Linked DNA regions of Homo sapiens: region 2 is linked to region 1. A link is an interaction called in ENCODE POLR2A ChIA-PET data of the cell type or tissue named here. Cell type or tissue: CD4-positive, alpha-beta T cell. All regions are shown on one strand. Region 1 overlaps LINC01890 (long intergenic non-protein coding RNA 1890). Region 2 overlaps ARHGAP25 (Rho GTPase activating protein 25).

Region 1 (2,500 bases):
GGGAAGCAGATAACTAATATAAAGATGATACTAACGATTAATGGAGGCTTCATGGAGTCTCCCAGAAATATCACGTTTGTGGTTAATATTCCAAAGGCTACTGGTAGGGATTTCTCAATCTAACATGAGTCTGAAAAAGAGATGATTTTCATCAGAGCTATTCTCGGGACTCTTTAAATCAGGCCCTCAAGTGCTTATCTTCTTTGCCTATGTTTAGAGTCAATCCTTAAAGCAAGTAAACAGTGTCCCCATATATTTAGGAATTCTCAAAATCCTTGGATTTGTTCATACTAAGCTACTGTTATACTCATTTTTTAAAAAAATTTTGGGCTCACTTTTCACCATCTGCATAATGGGCATATAACATAAATCCATTCTGTATCACTTAATCATGTCTTATCCTAGATGAATAAACACATGAAAAATCAGCCTGTAAATCAGAGAATGTAGCTGTGTTAACTGGAGATGGGAAAGGGGAGCAGGTAGAATTAATATTACCATTAGTCATGACTAAAGCCAAACTTAGCAGTTTTAAAACTATTTAACCATCCTGATTGTATATTGGAATCAACTGGGAATTTTTCTTTTAACTACCAATTCTTAGGCCCCATCCCGAAAGATTCTGATTCAATTGATATGAAGTAAGATCTGAGCATCAGAATTTTTGTTTACAGTTCCTAAGGTAATTCTCTTGTGCCACCAAGACTGAGAACCAGTGTTTTAAAATAGTATTGGGAATACACAGTAGGTGAAAAACTGGCATCATATTAGGTGGGTCTTGGTTGTGATCATGAGCTGAGGAGAGCTCTATATTCTGGAAGCACTCAGCAACGGATGTTCAATGGGGTTCACACCATGGTTGCAGTTTGGGGGAAAGAACCCTTGGAGAGAAAGCAAGAACCACAAGAATCACTGAATCATGGGTTAGAGGAGCCCTCCAAAATCACCTCCTTCAATCCTCTTCCTAATTTCTGTGTGAGCACTGGCCATTTAATTTATGTTTCTGGGCCTCAGTTCCCCTGTCCGTTAAATAAACAGGTTGAATTAAATACAATCAGAGTGTTTTCCAGTTTTTATCCTATGATTCTAAGAGAGTTTCCAGCATCAGAAGAAATAGAAGCTACAGTTACACAGCTGTGTCGATATTCTCTCCTGGGACATCATCTGAGCCACAAGCCCCCTGGCTCCAGCCTCTCTGCTGCTGCTGGCCAGATGCCACCCTGAGCTTCTGAGTGGCAGCTGGAGCTCCACCCTCAGGGCCTCCCTCCCATCATTCTCTGGCAGGATGAAAGGTTTTGTGTAATTCTTGTAAATGCAGCCCATTTTAATTGCAGAAGCAGCCTCCAAGTGTTTTCTCTGCTCTCCGGCAAGCACGTGACCTGACCACTGCTGCTATCTGGAAAGGAAGTGGTGGAATGTGGAAGTTTACAGGGCGTTCGTGTACACGCATCTTCTGGCCCAGAGCCCGTGGAATCCAGCCAGCAGTTGCTGTGCCACTGTGTTCTCTGGCCTCCCCCTCTCAGCGGCCTTGGGCAGCCTGGGAATCTCCGGCTTCGTGCTTTTCTGAGGGGACAGGCCTTTGAGCAGAGTTTTAGGAAGTTGGTCAAAACAACAACAACAACAAAATGTTTATAGTTTACATCCTTTGCAGCTGTCTATGCACTAGGAATGCCACACATGGTCTCTCCAGACTGCAGGCTCTGAACAGAATCCACTGGAAGGGGATCATCCCAGCCAATACCCTAGTACAAATTGTCCTATCCAGTGTACAGACTTACTGGAAAAGCATCATATCTGCCCCAAACTTAAGATAAGAGTACCCTGATAAGGGACATGCTTGAGGCTGTGACAGAAAAGGAGTTTGGGAGGGAAGAGGGCAAGGGGTTTTCAAATGCACATTGATGACCTTTCTGGGTTCTCAGCTCATGAGCAAAGAGGAGAGCGGCTAACATAAAGGTGAGGGTGTGGCTGGGAAAAAGGCAAAGTTGATGGAGTCCTTTCCATGGAAGGGCTCTGAAAGTACAGGTAGGAGCTGCAGAGTCCAACAGCACCCCTTGACACAGGTCAGTCTCCAGATATTGCCTTCTAGAACCTGGTCCTTTGGTCCAGGTGAGACCTGGAGCTACCCTGTCATGCAATCACATGCATGCCTTTTGAGGGCATTAAAACAGTGCCATCAGACTCCAGATCTTCTTTTCTGGCCCTCAGGGGCTCCCTCCTCCCAGCCTTTTTCAGCAGGATGAAGGGGTTTGTGTGACCCTTGCACTCATAAGGTCCCAGGGTCCTAAAAAAAAACCCTGTTTCTTGTCTTCTCCTTGTATGCAAGGTGGCACAGGAGCAAATAGTAGCAACTTAAGCGAGCCAAACTCTTCTCTTGATTGTGAAGAGGGATTGACACTTGCAGGCTAGGCTGTCTAGTGCTTCTGAGGCCAACAGCTGCTCTGTTGTCTCATAATACTGGTGGAAAAAAGTAGAATGAGAGACACTGCCAGACCAGGAG
Region 2 (2,500 bases), 55 kb after region 1:
TACTTTTCTTATTTGTTATGTTTATGTGTCTTTTCCTCCACATTCTAAGCTGCATATGGAAGAGATTTTTATCTGTTTTGCTCATAGTTTATTTCAAGTACCTAGAACAGTGTGTGGCATATAATAAACGCTCAATAAATACTTACTGAACAAACAAATCAATGAGTCCCAAAATCGGTTTTCCTGAACCCAAATCCACTCTCTCTGAGCCCTTGACTGAGTGTCACTACCATCACCGCCCTGTTGCCAGTCTTGACTCAGAGCCATGTGTAGGAAACTCCACAGTGCCCGTCCTGGTGCTTCCTGGAGGACCACTCTGTCATCTTTGCAACTCAGTTTATGTATCTAGAAAATGGTGTAAAGGGAAAAGCAATTTCCTTTCCAATGGGTGTGTCTGGTCCTATTGAGAAGGCCCCTGTGAGTTTAAGTGAAATCCCAGCGGGCTCCAGGCCCGCCTCCTCCGTGCCTTATGAACGGGACAAACAGCCTGGCTGGTACCTGGGGCTTCGTGTCCTCTTCATCCTTGTAGTAGTAGAGCTGCTGCGCCCTCAGCACAAAGTACCTCTGCTGCCAGTTCTTCACGATGGACCTCTGCTTCTTCAGCCAGCCCATCTTGATGGGCCTCTCCAGCGGGTTGGGGGTGGACGATGGATGGAAGGCAGCCATCTGCTCGCCAGTCATCACACTCCTTGACCGAGCTATAGAGAGGAACAGACAGGCCGACTGACCGAGGGACATGGGGCAGTGAGCAAAGAGTGGGCGGAGAGGAGAGAGGAACCCCAGAGGGGGCTGAGAAGCGGGGGGACGACAACCAGGTCCAGTTCAGGGGTCCGGATCTGAGCCAGAGAAAGTCCCCCCCGAGCCAGAGAAGCAGCCGAGGGGCCAGCTCCCGGTCAGGGCCAGGCCAAGAATAAAACCCAGGCTGCAGTCGGTGGCCCCGTGCACAGGCAGTCCGGCACCGCGGCGGGCCCCGTCATTCTGCAAACCGAAAGGTTGGCTGGAGCCTTCTGAAGAGGAAGTGGCCACAGCATCTGACAAAAGGTGCTTCCTTTTTCCTGCGTGGGAGTCAGTATCTGACAAGAGAGAGGAGAAAATAATGCCTCACTCTGAAGGCTCGGGGTGAGTCCCACGCAGCTGCAGAGGCCGCCGGAAGCTGCCTGGGCACTCTTCCACAGCGGCCGGCTAGAGGAGGGGCCGCAAGACAGAAGCTGTTAGCTCCAACCTCGCTGTGGAACGCAGGCCCCCTCCAGCGGACCCCACTCAAACCCCAGCCCCCGGCCACAGGGCCAGCCTGCAGGGAGTTGGCACCTTCTGAATTCTCCTGCCCAGTGCCATTCTGTCCCCTGCCCACGGAGAGTATCCCAGCCCTTTATGCTGTACAAGGCGCTCACTGCTGCTGCCTTCCTATGACCTTTACAGTTAGATCGTCACTGCCAATAGAACTCAGAAGCAGGATTTGAAGCCAGAGCCCCTTGAACCTGCATGCACTCAGCATGGTATATTTGGCTTTTGTTTTCACACAGGAGTTCTGCCTGTCATTCGAGTAAGTCCAGCCTGTACCTCCACATCTTGTCTCCATGGTAACCCCCACCCAGGACCATGCTCTCCTTTCCTTCCCTCCACAGCGCTCCATCGATCACCCTGGTCCCCATTCAACACTTCCTTCTGAGCCCCATCTTATTTCCCAGCCAGTTCAATGATGCCCTTGTCTCCTTGGCCTGCACTGCCCTCCACACTTGCTAATACCCAGTGTCTGCACCCCTCTCCTTCTGCCAAGTGTTGCTGGAGGAAGGCTCCATCTTCCAACCCCCTTTTTCAGCTTTTGTCCATCCCTGGACCACTCATGACACAGCTAAACTAAGCTATCAACTCTGCTCCCGACCCATTTCATTTCACCTGATTGGAGACTAGTTCTACCTTTCCTGACTTTTTGACGGTGGATAAATTATGCTTCTCTGAGCCTCGGCTTCCTCACTTGCTAAATTAGGATAATAATACTTCCTTGTTTATGGAATTGTTGTAGAGATTAAACAAACATACGCAAACCACTTAGCACAGTCCCTGGTCAAAGGTAAGTATATGTTACTCTTGCTGTTTTTATCAACAGGTGACTTTACTTCCTACTAAAAGGATGGGAGTCATCACTGAGAGCTTCTTCAACTTCCCTCTTCACTTCAAAATGTCATTCCATCATCAAGCTTCCTCTCTTTCTTCTTTCCTATCTTTAATGCATTAAATTGCCAACATCTCCTCATTGATTTTGAAAAATATATTCAGGGGGTATACGTGCTGGTTTGTTACATGAGTCCATCGCCTAATGGTGGGGATTGGGTTTCTAGTGTATCCATCACCCAAATATTGAACATTGTAACCAACAGGTAATTTTTCAATCCTCACCTTCCTCCTGCCTTCCCCACTTTTGGAGTCCTCAGTGCCTATTATTCCCATATTTATGTCCACGTATACCTATTGTTTAGCTCCCACTTATAAATAAGAACAT

The links. ChIA-PET counts read pairs that join two places held together with the same protein. Peaks named below come from ENCODE experiments on the same cell type or tissue, not always from the same donor. Only the 100,000 strongest peaks of a DNase experiment are listed, where the experiment ranks them.
Region 2: POLR2A ChIA-PET joins it to region 1 with 10 read pairs; 11 of 35 experiments call an interaction of 5 or more read pairs at or near these places.

The regions. Positions count from the first base shown.
Region 1 is chr2:68,828,330-68,830,829 of GRCh38, reverse strand. All of the region lies in intron 3 of LINC01890 (long intergenic non-protein coding RNA 1890), which reads left to right. Among named protein-coding and RNA genes, the nearest start is that of LINC01888, 2.4 kb to the left of the region's middle. RefSeq lists an enhancer at 912-1,411 and a cis regulatory region at 1,097-1,728. In CD4-positive, alpha-beta T cell, no CTCF peak of the experiment used is centred here; DNase peaks (open chromatin) are centred at 869 and 1,419; H3K27ac peaks cover 2,500 bases.
Region 2 is chr2:68,773,419-68,775,918 of GRCh38, reverse strand. ARHGAP25 (Rho GTPase activating protein 25) reads right to left here. Exons shown (of 11, transcript NM_001007231.3): 2 at 499-698. Among named protein-coding and RNA genes, the nearest start is that of ARHGAP25, 40 kb to the right of the region's middle. RefSeq lists enhancers at 897-946, 967-1,056, 1,087-1,186. In CD4-positive, alpha-beta T cell, no CTCF peak of the experiment used is centred here; a DNase peak (open chromatin) is centred at 1,078; H3K4me3 peaks cover 1,944 bases; H3K27ac peaks cover 2,500 bases.